2 separate regions of the Homo sapiens genome follow, and region 1 is linked to region 2. Evidence: chromatin contacts called from ENCODE Hi-C or POLR2A ChIA-PET data. All regions are on one chromosome and are shown on one strand. Each heading gives the region's core, a stretch centred on a gene start or an enhancer-like site at or near the end of the contact. The rest is flanking DNA. Distances are from core to core; before and after follow the strand shown.

The links. Hi-C counts contacts between places; a loop is a spot of excess contacts on that map. ChIA-PET counts read pairs that join two places held with the same protein, here RNA polymerase II (POLR2A). Pooled maps may share reads with other maps.
Region 1: a loop to region 2 is called in a map of gastrocnemius medialis, with 2.1 times the contacts of the local background. The contact joins the promoter of MAP2K6-AS1 here to the enhancer-like site in region 2. A Hi-C loop is called at or near these places in 6 of 168 maps with a recorded cell type or tissue (PC-3, gastrocnemius medialis, heart left ventricle and 2 more) and 4 of 50 pooled maps. POLR2A ChIA-PET finds 5 or more read pairs at or near these places in 6 of 52 experiments (GM12878, H1, MCF 10A and 2 more).

The regions. Positions count from the first base shown.
Region 1 is chr17:69,481,743-69,488,215 of GRCh38, forward strand. It overlaps MAP2K6-AS1 (MAP2K6 antisense RNA 1), which reads right to left and starts at 3,790. Exons shown (of 2, transcript NR_145982.1): 1 at 3,506-3,790. The region is part of intron 1 of MAP2K6 (mitogen-activated protein kinase kinase 6); the gene reads left to right.
Region 2 is chr17:69,443,182-69,450,054 of GRCh38, forward strand. The region is part of intron 1 of MAP2K6 (mitogen-activated protein kinase kinase 6); the gene reads left to right. Among named protein-coding and RNA genes, the nearest start is that of MAP2K6, 32 kb to the left of the region's middle. RefSeq lists enhancers at 4,458-5,438, 5,439-6,420. Within about 2 kb of position 5,335, at least 12 of the 41 ENCODE cell types and tissues checked have a DNase peak (open chromatin) inside an H3K27ac peak, as active enhancers do; they include gastrocnemius medialis, heart right ventricle and psoas muscle, where a contact is called at or near this core.

The DNA.
Region 1 (6,473 bases), core at 2,540-5,039, 37 kb after region 2:
TATTAGATGAGAACCCATCCTAAATACCATATCTTAACTTAGTTACCTCTTTAAAAATGTATTTCCAAATAAAATGCTGTTCTGAAGTACTGGGAGTTAAGATTTCATAAATTTTGTGGGAATACAATTTGGCCCATGATACCCCACTTTCAATTCTTTTGGATATATCCCTAGAAGTGGAGTTGCTAGATTATATGGTAATCCTATTTTTAATTTTTTTAAAGGACATAGTTCATTTTTATAGGGTGGCTGTGAGATTTAAATGCCCGTAAAATTTCTAGTGTAGGGTTGGCCCCAGAAAAAGTTGACTTCAATTAGCTGTATAAACTGTAAAGTTAACTATTCTGATCCCTGGATTTTTAGGCAAAGAAATTGAGTCCACAAAAGTTAGGCAACTTATGTCTTCAAGTTTCTGGTTAGCATCAGATTCAGAAAAATAACCTAGGTTTTGGCAATGTCAGGACTGTTGATACCACCATGCACCATTTCTTTTCAGTCCTTCATAGACTGTTCAGTTATTTGCTATTAACTATTTTCTGGCTTTTATGGTATGTGATTTATTATTTTTTTAAACTTAGTTTTCTGAATAGGTACTATATTCACTTGGTTCAAAAATTGCAAAAGTTTATAAAGGTTTACAGTAGAATGTCTTTCTCTTATGTTTATCCACCAGCAACAGTGTGCCTTCCCCATAACCAACTGATATTACCAGTTTCTAATGTAGTCTTCCAAAGATATTTTATGCATGTATAAGCAACTCCATTTGTGTATTTTTTTTTTTGCCATTTTCTTATACAAATGGTAATTTGTAGTCTTCTGCATCTTATTTCACTTAATGTATTTTGGAGATCGTACCACATCAATACATAAAAAAAACTTCTACATTCTTGTTTTGGCTCCATAGCATTCCATTGTTGAATGCCCTGTTCCTCATTTAGCCATCTCCTGTTATTAAGACAGTTGTTATTACAGACAATACTGTGTTTAAAAAACTTGTACATACATCATTTTGCATGAGTGGGAGATGTTATATCTTTATATCTTTAGTATATATTCCTAGTGGTAGAATTGCTGGGACAAAAGGACTATGCATTCATAAGACAGATTTTTGCCAAGCGTTCCTTCAAAGGACTTTACCAATTTATATTTTCACTATCATCTTATGGAACTTTTAATGACGAGGAGATGGCAGTAGTTTCCAAATATATTAGACCAGGCCCTAATTTATTAATCTAGTGATGACTGTCTTCATGAGGGCTTGGCAGGAGTCAAAGCAAAAATCAGAGGACATCTCCCATAGATCAGGAACAACATAAGGATGTCTTTTCTTGCAATCTGTGTTAAACATTGTACTGCTAGACAAGAAAATGAAATCAAAAGGATCCACACTGGAAAAGAAGAAGTAAGATGATCTCTGTTTGTAGATAACACAAACAGATCTCTGTTTGTAGATAGAAAATTCTAAGGAACCCACTAAGAAAACTATTAGCACTTACAAGCAAGTTCAGCAAGGGTGCAGGATACAAGATTAACATACAAAAATCAATTGTATTTTTATACACTAGCTATGATCAATTTGTAAATAAAATATGGTGAAATAATTTCCTTTATAATATCCTCAAAAAGAATAAAATACCTTGGAATAAATTTAACGAAAGAAATGCAAATCTTATACTCTGAAAGCTACACTGTTGAAAGATTATTAAAGAAGATCTAAATAAATGCAAAGGCGTACCATGTTCATGAGTCAAAAGACTTAATATTGTTAAGATGGCAGTAGTTTCCAAATTGATCTGAAGATTAAATGCAATTCTCATGAGAATTTCAGCTGACTTCTTTGCAGAAATTGATAGGCTAATCCTGAAATTCATAAGATAATTTAAAGGCCTCAGAATAGCCAAAACAACCTTGGAAAAGAATGAACTCGGAGGAATCACACTTCCTGATTTCAAAACTTACTGAAAGCTACAGTAATCAAGACAGCGTGATGCTGGATTAAGGATAGACACAGACAAATGGAATAGAATCGAAAGTCCATAAATAAATCCTTGCATTTACAATCAGTTGATTTTTGACAAGAGTGCCAAGACAATTCAGGGGGAAAGGAGTAGTCTTTTCAACAAATGTTGCTTGGACTGCTGGATATACATATGTAAAAGAATGAATTTTGACCCTTACCTCCCACCATATACAAAAACTACAATTAACCAAATACTTAAATATAAGAGCTAAACATGTAATACTCTTAGAAGAAAACATAGGTGTAAGTTGTCATAACCTTGGATTTGTCAACGATTTCTTAGATATAATAGCAAAACCGTAAGCACCTATGAAAAGATAGGTAAGTTAGATTTCATCAAAGTTAAAAATTTTTCTGTGGCAAAGACACAATCAGGAAAGTGAAAAGGCAATTGACAGAATGGGAGAAAATATTTATAAATTATGTATCTGATAAAGGACCTGTATGTAGACCATGTAAAGAACCTTTCATTTAATACTGAAAAGATAACTAAAAAAATGAGTGAAGGATTTGAACAGACATTTTACCAAAGAAGATCTATAAATGGCCAATAAATACGTAAAATTATGTTCAGCATCACTGATTATCAGGGAAATGCAAATCAAAACCCCAGTGAGATCTACTTCACATCTAGGATGACAATTGTAACAAAAACAGAAAATAACAAGTGTAGGTGAGGATGTGGAGAAATTGGAACCCTTTACATTGCTGATGGGAACGTAACATGGTGTAGCTGCTTTGAGAAACAGGTTGGCAGGTTCAGGAAAGGTTAAATATAGAGTTACTGTTGGACCTAGCAATTTCACTCATAGGTATATACTCAAGAGAATTAAAAACGTATGCTCACTCAAAAAACTTGTACATGAATGTACTTAGCAGCATTATTTATAATAGCCAAAAAGTGGAAACAATACATATCTGATGAATGAATAAATAAAAGGTGGCACAGGTATTCTATACAATGGAATATTTTCAGCAATAGGAAGGAAGAATTACTGATACAAGCTACAACACAGATGAACTTTGAAAATATTTTGCAAAGTGAAAGGAGCCAGTCACAAAAGTGCACATATTGTATAATTTCATTATATGAAATATCTAGAATAGGCAAATCTGTAGAGACAGAAAGTAGGCTAGTAGTTGCCAGGGGCTAGAGGGAAGGGTAGTGTTGAAGGAAAAGAGGGAGTGACTGATAATGGGTATGGTGTTTTTTATGTGGGTGATAAAAATGTTCTAAAATGGATTGTGATGATGGTTGCACAGCTCTGAATATTCTAAAAGCCATTGAATTGTACAATTAAAATAGGTGAAATACATGTTAAATAAGTGAATAGGTAAATTATATCTCAATAAAGGTATTTTAATAAGAGTCAGAGTGCAAAGGTAATGTCATGGACCAACTCTAAAATTAACAATTCAAACTCTTCAGTAGCAAACATTCTAAAATCTCTAGAAAAGTATCCCATACTCACATCTCATACTCACATGTGTCCACTGAGACTCGTGGGTAGTTCTTGAGATGGGAACCACTTCTGAGTCATTTTTTTTTTCAGGTTTTAGGATGAGCAACTTTGGAACGGAGGAGGCCTTTAGAAGAAAGAAGGAAGTTTTAGATCATGCCTGCAATTCAGCCTTGCAGAGTTGTTTGCCTGTTTGAATTTTCTCTTATCTCTATGGAACATTGACTACTTCCTCAGAAGCTTATACACTGTTAGAGTACTGGGTAAAATTTCATTTGAAACTACGGGAACTCCTTTGCTGACCTATTGTGGCTGTTCCTAATGTTTCTTGGCTTCATGCTGCTTAGGACCCCATGGGAAATCTTGGCAGAACACCCTGTTATACATCTATACTGAGTGCCTCTCACAGCTTCCCTTCACATCAGATTTTTCTGTTTGTCACCCGCTTTTGCCCCTTTTCCTTCTTGTCTTAAAGAGAGACATCCTTCACTCCTGTCTCTGAGGCTACCTGTCTCCTGTGTTCTTGATCCCACGTTGTCCCTTGGGACACTGCTTCATCATTTCTGTGTACCTCTCTGGCCTCTTTTGACCCTTTCCCTCATGGGCTTTTTTTCTTGGCTTGACAGTTGCTCAAATTTCCCATCATTTTTTAAGAAAGTAGTAACAAATGTACAAAAAGTCCCAAGCATCAAAACTTTCCTTAGATGTTTATGTCTTTCTCAATAGACTACAATCTTTTTATTTTCTCACAGTCAACTTTTTTTTGAAAAGTCTGTGTATTTTCCTATTTCCATTTATGTAAACTTTGAATGAAGAGACCAGAGTTACAAAGCAAAGAGCCTTGTGCTAAAATTAAGTCTAGAACATATCATACTTGGAAGCATTCTGCATGTGAAGGAGAAGTGGGGTGGCCACAAGGAGGAGAAGGCATTTTCTAAATTGTTTTTCCACGTTGTGGTACTTGAAGCCCAACGACTGTAATTAGACTCGTATTCTGGCTACAGGGCTGGATGCAGTGAGAGTGTTATTTGGTGTCCCACTTTGTTTGTTTATATTTTAGGCATTGGAGAATGGACCAGTTTCTTGGGGGAGAAAGTACCATTCTTGAGATTAAGAGATGGAAGTTCTCCCTGTACAGAAAATGCCCTGAGAGAGTCATCAAGATGTATTTGGTTAAGTGTGTTCATTTCACTTTGAATGTTAAGGTTTCTGGCATGAAGCCAGATTTCAGAATCTCAGTGATCTTGAGTGTTTAGTCTAGTCTGAGACTGATGAGTGTTCTACCAGGAAGTGAGAAGCATCAGGTTGAGAATATCATTGGGATAAGGTGAGCAGGGAATCCATTAAGGGACTAAGAGCCCTTTACTTTGATATTGAGAGGGGACACTGCCACACATGATACAAACAGCACTGATCTTGCTCAGCATCTGCAAATAAGGATCGCAGACACAACTTTTCAAATAGTCACTTCAGCCTTACCCTTCTGCTAAAGTAATTTATGTCAAGTAGGGAATAGGCTTTTCAATGTCATCCAAACCCCCTGCTTAGGGAAGGGGCATTCGTTTGTAAACACACTACAGAGCTATTGAAGAATACAAAACTTGGTGACCTTATCTGTAAAGCTGGTGTGGTACCCTTCTCAAACACCAGAGCACCGTTTAGTGAGAAAATCAGCTAGTCGATTGCCCAAACGTTTTCCATTTTAGCATCAGAGGAACCAAAGTCCAGGAAGGTGAAAATATGTTGGGCAAAGGTCGTGGCAATTTAGTTTTTTGATTGAGTCTAGATCTCCCTGGATAGACCTGGGTCGTGTCAAAACAGTTTCTGGTAAACAGTTTTATAACCTGCCTCTGTGATCCAGAAGAGCCTGGACATGTGAGTAGAAAGCCTGTACAGTGGATTTAATCCTGGACTTTTTCCTTTGGATACCAGAATTTATATATAGCCCTGACATAGTTCAGCAATAATCCTTACACGAGCTAGTGGAAACAGACTTGTGATGAAGAGTAATTTCAGCTGAAGGACTAAATACAATTATATGGGAAAGCCGACTGCTTACATCTGTACAAGCTCTGTGTATGTGGACAAGGTCCTCGAAACAGAGGAAGTAATACCCCATGCAGCTGTAGTGATCATTAAATTAAGCAATTCGTGTGAAATGCTGAGAACTGTGCCTTGCATGTAACACATACGCAATAAATTCTAGGTGCTATTATTATTCTCATGAGCAACCACTTGTTAATAAGAAGGTACCTGCCAGAAACGGCAGTGTAGCTGATGGGTAACTTACAGCGTTCATTTATCCCAGACATATTTATTGAGCATCACAGCCTATATTGATTTGCTCCTTTAATGCCACCAAGGTAGATATTGGTTTTCCCATTTTAAGGGTGAGGCTTACATTAATAACATCCCAAGTTTTCACTGCTAATGACGGGCTTGGTCCTTTCCCACTAGGTCTCTTTTTCACAGGGTCTTGTTGTGTTGTTTTCCAATTTACTACATATAACTTTGTTGGAGACTTTAAAATCATCTGACTTTGTATAGATATGAGTGGGTACTTCCTTCAGTCTTTAATTCTGCTTCCCAATAATGAAGACTTGTGAGAATTTCCATCAATAATATTTACTTAAAATCAATCCAATAAAAACCTACAACTTAAAGAAAATCTTATGAAATTACTGTATGCAGGAAATATTACAAATTACCTCCTCATATTTTTGATTAGCCATTAAAATCAGTTTGGGAATTAAAGAGCTTCTGTATAGCAAAAGAAACTAACACTAGAGTAAACAGACAACCTACAGAATGGGAGGAAATATTCTCAAACAATGCATCCAACAAAGGTTTAATATCTAAAATCTATAAGAAACTTAATTCAACAAGCAAAAAACAAATAACCTCATTAAAAAGTGGGCAAAAGACATGAACAGACACTTCTCAAAAGAAGACATACAAAAAAATGCTCCACATCACTAATCATCAGAGAAATG
Region 2 (6,873 bases), core at 4,085-6,584:
TCCATTTCCCCTCCTTCCCCTTCAAATCCCATCCATGCATTTGTCAGGCCTCAGCACAAGTGCTGGAGTCTTCTGTGGCTGTTCCCTTCTGTCCTGATCTCTTCCTCTGTGAACTTCCTTTGAACTTGGAGTAACCAAGCAATAGACCATGGCAGTGTAAGGCGCCATGGAGGCTGTGTAGTTCTTCCCATTTGGCCAGGTTACAAGCTTCAGGAAGGTTATCCGACCTGTTTGTGGTAGTGTTAGACCCTGCCCTCTCTACGTCATATAAAATATTCTCTGAATCCTATACACTTTGTTATATTATTGACCATTCAGTTGATAAAAATCTGAGCGGTTATTCTACAGTAGTTCTCTGAGGTAGTTACTGAAGAAAGAAAGATGGGTAAGGACCAGTTTTATGTACTTGCATGAAGTTTGTGCCCTAGGTGCCACACTTGTCTTACCCTAATCCTTGCCCTAGTAAGACTTTCACTTGTCTTGGGAGCTCATCACTGGGGTTTAGGGTAAAGGGGTTGACTGACACTCTCAAAACCGAGGGAAGCACAGTGGCCACAGTAGAGATTCCGATAATGCAGAGAAAGTAGTGATAAGTTGGTAGGGGGAGAGGTGGAATTAAGAAAGATTCACAAAGGAAGGGGTTGTTGAGCTGTATTTTGAAGGATAAGAGTTCTCCAGAAAGAGGAATGCATTTTAGTCACAGTGATAGGCCTGGGAAAAGCAAAGGAGGCATAAACATGTCCTGTGTGGGGTATCAGTTTGTTGCTACAACTGGGATGTGTCTGGGTGTATTGTCCTTAGGATATTGAAGGACAAGAGATGATGAAGGGAATGACCAAAACTAGATTTTTAAAGATTATTTCACTAAAAAGTCCATGCTCTTCTTCTAACATCCCATTCTGCTTCCATATAAAAGGTCTGAGTAGGGTTGGTCCTAAAATATTTTAGATGATCTAATCTCCTAGGTTTGTCTTTCTGTACCATTGAACTACAATTTGGTTACTTTTGGGATTCCCCCCTTTCATCCCTGTGGTTCACTGTGTGATATATATTGTGAATGGAAAGGTTGAATGGAGTCAGGAGGTTTAGTGGCACCTCACTGGGAGGTTTTAGGATAGAGCAGGGTACTCTGCTGGTCCTGGTTGATTTCTTGGCCTTGAGGATGATTTCTGGGTCAATGAGTTTTTTGTTAAAAGAAACGAATTCTTACCAATTTTGGCAAGAAAAAGAATCCATCAAAAGAATTTGGTGTAGCTCACTCCACAGGGCCAGAGAACTAGAATCAGAAGCAATCCAGCTGGAGTGAAGCCCCGAAACATATCGAAGGAAGGGGTCTGGTGCAATATAACACAGCTACCACCAGTTCACCAAACTGCTGCCAATAAAGCCTCCCCAACCGGATGGAGCTGCTGCTATCATTGTCAAGTCCCAAAATGGATCCTTTGCAGTCTCTCCATGTCTGCATCACTGGGGACTGATTCTGAGGTTTCAGTGGTTGCCCAGGGCCCACACTTTAGCTGCAATGAATGCTGGGAGATGAGTATCCAGCACTTTAAGCTTCTATAAGGGATAGCAGACTCTGCCTCAAGAGGTGGAAGAGTCACCAAACATAAAAGGGAATGAAGATGGCAAATGCATGACAAACGTCCACTGAACTCTCCAAGTTGGCTGTTGCATACATGCCACTAACTTTCATTTACTGGAGACTTACTGGAAATCCAAAGCACATTTTCTTTTATTTTTATTTTTATTTTTTGAGATGAAGACTCACTCTTGTTGCCCAGGCTGGAGTGCGGTGGCACGATTTTGGCTCACAGCAACCTCTGCCACCCGGGTTCAAGAGATTCTCCTGCCTCAGCCTCCCAAGTAGCTGAGATTACAAGTGTGCACCACCAGGCCCGGCTAATTTTTGTATTTTCAGTAGAGATGGGGTTTCACCGTGGTGGCCAGGCTGGTCTCAAACTCCTGACCTCAGGTGATCTGCCCACCTCGGCCTCCCAAAGTGCTGAGATTACAGGCATAAGCCACCACACCAGCCCCAAAGTACATTTTCATCAGAAAGAAATTTTACCAACTCCGAGGTAGAGGAAGGAAACTTGACTCAGGGAAGTTAAGCAGTGGAGAGAAAACTCTTGGGTCTTAGATTACTTCCTGACCTCAAAAGCAAAAGGGCTGGCTCAGCCTTAGCTAAGTCTGTCTGTCAGTAAGCTAATTCTGGTTCATTTAACAAAAGTGAAATTGTAAATGTGGACAGCCCTGCCTTGATTTGTGAACAATTTTCAGAAATCAAAGATCAAATCATGGATAAATGTTGTTTGGTTCATATTAAAAAGTTAACAAAGAAGAATACATATTTTTCTTGTTTTGTAGATGGGAAAACTTCTGCATATTTAAAGGAAGTAACGTGTTTTGGGCTTACATGACTACCAGTTGGTGAACCCAAGGCTAGGACCGAATCTCTCCATTTTTTTTTTAAATATTCTTCTCACTGAACCATGAGTATTTCCCTATAAGAATTCTCTTTGGGTAACAATGAATTGTTTCTAAAGCCTGCGTCATTAAGAATACTAAAAGAGCTCCTGATTTATGTGTAATAATTGGGTTGACAGGACATACACACTACCTTTATTTCTCATTAATAGTTATTTAGATGAGAGATATGGTGCATTTCTCTAATCTGGCTTGGAAAAGTAAAGCTTGTGCAGGTCTCTTTTTCTTATTTTGAGATATTTATACTATCAGCTTCAGTTTCAAATGCATCAATCTTAGGTTTAGTTCCAATTTACTTCAATTTATTAAAATATGTATTGAACACTGCATAAGAAATCAAATGGGTACACATACACCTAAGGAGTTAAGGGTTTTAAGCAAGAAAAGAAGTGCTTATTTTTTACCCTGCAATAAAGGTATTTTGGGTATGCAGCATGTTGTTTTACCAGCTGCTACCTTAGCGTTATATTTACTTTTATTGCTGTAGTCTCTTCTGGTGATTAATAGACACCAGGATGGGGGAGGGTGGATCTATCATTTGGCCTAAGAATATCAAGAATCAAGCCAATAATTGACAGTTTTCCATTAAGCAACAGAACTCTAGCATTCTGCTAGGGAATGGGAACACAATACAAGGATACAGCCTGGATTTACATTAGTCAACAAGCTTTTTGAGTGACACACAGAAAGCCTAAGCTATACTAAATGTTAAGAGATTGAATTGCTGGATTAAGAATCATGTTACTCAGGCTAAATCAGAAGTAGGACTGGCTGAGCTAAGCCATTTTCTGTACCTCAGTTTCTCCACCAATGTTGATAGATATTTACTGTATTCCAGAGCTCTCATGTGTATCAGCTCATTGCTCCTTCACTACTAACCTATTAGGTATGTGTTGTTTCTTCCTTTCACAGGTGAGGAAACCAAAGTTCAGGGAGGTTAAGTAATTTTCTCTGAAGTCACAGAAGTAGTTAATTGCAGAGTCGGGATGCCAACTTCGATCAGGGGCACTCTAGAGCCACTCAGTCTCATTGCTTCTGCTTACCCTGCCTTTTGGGTATCATTTGAGTACCCCCCACAGACGCCAAAGTACATGCACGAACGCCTCCTCCACCCTTTTACAATTGCTGTGCTTTGAGCTTATTGCAGAATGGGTACTGGAAAACACAATTGCTAGACTTAAGAATAAGGTTTTTTTTTTTTTTAAAGGTATTGAATTATGCAATTATCTGAAGTGGTCATTCATTGGACCACTTGATGTTGTGGATGATTTATATAACTTTGTATTTTATTATAACCTCTGTTTCTTTTTTTTTTTTTTTTTTGAGACGGAGTTTCACTCTTGTTGCCCAGGCTGGAGTACAATGGCATGATCTCAGCACACTGCAACCTCCGCCTCCCAGGTTCAAGCAATTCTCCTGCCTCAGCCTCCCTAGTAGCTGGGATTACAGGCATGCGTCACCACGCCTGGCTAATTTTTTGTATTTTTAATAGAGACGGGGTTTCACTATGTTGGCCAGGCTGGTTTCGAACTCCTGACCTCAGGTGGTCCACCCGCCTCGGCCTCCCAAAGTGTTGGAATTACAGGTGTGAGCCACCACGCCCAGCCTAACCTTTGTTTCTTACATACAAAACAGTTTCATGTAGAAGTAGGTTTGGGAATTGGATTTTTTTAATGTCATTTTTATATTTTTGAGATGGAGTCTTGCTCTGTCGCCCAGATTGGAGTGCAGTGGCATGATCTTGGTTTACTGCAACCTCTGCCTCCGAGGTTCAAGTGATTCTCCAGCCTCAGCCTCCCGAGTAGCTGGAATTACAGGCACCCGCCACCATGCCTCGCTAATTTTTGTATTTTTAGTGGAGACGGGGTTTTACCATGTTGACCAGGCTGGTCTTGAACTCCTGACCTCAAGTGATGTGCCCATCTTGGCCTCCCAAAGTGCTGGGATTACAGGCGTGAGCCACCATGCCCGGCTAGGAATTGGAATTTGATGATTGCATGGAAGGCAGTTGAGTAAAAGGCATTGGAGGAGGAAGGAGATGAAGAAAGAAAGAAATAGAGCAATGGCTTAGTTTGGGCCATTGGGGCATTCAGAAGGGTGAGCATTAGTGGGCCAGGGAAGAGACAGTTAATGAAGGTGTACTAGGAGTGAGCAGGAGCTGAGGGACGCTTATTCCTAGCGGGGAGCCTGTGCTGGGGAGACTTGCTGAAGGAGAGACTGGGCTGAGTCCAGGGGAGTGCAGAACTGCCAGACTGTTGAGGTCAGTTGGCAAACAGGGCTGTTTCAACCCGAAATTGAGAGGCTGCATCTGGAATACAGCAGAAAGAGGACTGAGCCGTTCTTGGGGTAGAGATGAAGGGAAGTCAGCCCGTTAGCCTGGGACTGAAACAGGGAGGCATCTTTAAATGCCTCTTCTATCAATAAACCCTGACAGACTCACCTAAATATTGTTACAGCGTTTCCCTAATTTGTCTTGTTGTTTCTAATGTATATCCCCAGGACCCCTTACCCCACTAGCAATGGCTCAATTATCTAGCCCTGTAGGGAAATATTGTAATATGGTTTTGTTTTTGTTTTTTTTTTTTTTCAAATTCAAGTTTAGTTTTCTGAGTGCAGAGGCCTAATTTGACTCTGTTTTTCACTGGACTCTTTCTAAAAAATCACTGTCTTTTTTTTCTTGTCACTTAAATGTAGTCTAACTTTTTATTTAGGAAACACAGTCATTTTGCTTGTCTGCAGTGCATGGAGAGTCCGTTAAGGTTGCTAAGGTGCGGACCTTTCTGTTCCCAGCCCGAAGCTGGAGGTCTGTGGTTCCCCCATGGCTGTCTTGCTGCTTGCTGCCGAGTCTGCCCATCACTGCCTTGGCCTCACTCCCAGTTGCAGCCGGCCCTGGCCAGGGCTCTTTTCATTCTCCATTGTATTTTCTTTCTGCTTTTTTTTTTCTCAGCCACATCTCCACTCTTGACCCCCTGTGGCTCACTCTTTTAGCCATCCCCAGGTAATGAGAAGGCTCCTTCTCCCTGGTCAGTGAACTGATTGTTTGCGGGGCCGGATGTCCTCCTGCTGCTTTAACTCATCCTGGCGCTTTGCAGCATTGCTCAGAGGGATTTGTCTTCATTGCCGGAGGTGGAGTTGCCTTTCCTTTTTCGCCTCTCTTTTCTTCTGTCCTTGGGATTCATGGCATTTCCACACACTGAAGTTGTTAAAAATAAAGGCTTCCTTGACAACGGAGGTGTTAGTAGGTGTAGGGCTGGCTGGGTGTAGCTGTTGCAGGTGATCAGCCATGTGTGGCGTGCCAAGGTTAAGGGCAAAGGCCGGCACTCCCGGGTTACAGTCTTTGAAAGGGATACTACCGATCTTTCGATGACAGTGGAGAAAAGCTGTAAAGGAGCGTTTTTCTCTTTCTTTTAGCATTATGAAGGGCATGGATTTTGGAGCCAGGCTACCTGGGTTCAAATCCCTGCTCTTCCACTTACTAGCTGTGTAGTCTTAGGCAAATTACTTAACATCTCTGTTTTTTAATCTGTAAAATGGGGATGATACTGGTATCCAGGACATAGAGTTAATACTAGTATTATATGCTATATAATATACATCATATAAATGTTACATATAATATATAGTACATAAACTATACATAGATAGTTAATATATGTAAAGGCTTTAAAAAAGAAGTGGTATACAGCAAGCAGGTGCTGTGGAAGAGTTTACTGTTATTTTTCTTTGTTTTGCAGAAGTTTTTTTGTGTGGGGAGGTATATTTGAGTTAAAAGCAGGGATGATTATTACTCCTCAGAGTCCTCTGAGGTGTTGGTTGTCCTTTCTTTCTTTTTTCTTTCTTTCTTTGTCTTTCTTTCTTTGTCTTTCTTTCTTTCTTTCTTTCTTTCTTTATTTCTTTCTTTCTTTCTTTCTTTCTTTCTTTTTCTTTCTTTCTCTCTCTTTTTTTTTTTTTTTTTTTTTTTGAGACGGAGTCTCGCTGTCGCCCAGGCTAGAGTGCAGTGGCGCGATCTCGGCTCACTGCAGGCTCCGCCCCCTGGGGTTCACGCCATTCTCCTGCCTCAGCCTCCTGAGTAGCTGGGACTACAGGCGCCCGCCACCTCGCCCGGCTAATTTTTTGTATTTTTAGTAGAGACGGGGTTTCACCATGTTAGCCAGGATGGTCTCGATCTCCTGACCTCGTGATCCGCCCGCCTCGGCTTCCCAAAGTGCTGGGATTACAGGCGTGAGCCACCGCGCCCGGCCTCTTTCTCTCTTTCTCTCTTTCTTTCTTTATCTTTCTTTCAAGATGGAGTCTCACTCTGTCACCCAGGCTGGAGTGCAGTGGCGCGATCTTGGCTCACTGCAACCTCCGCCTCCCAGGTTCAAGTGATTCTCCTGCATCAGC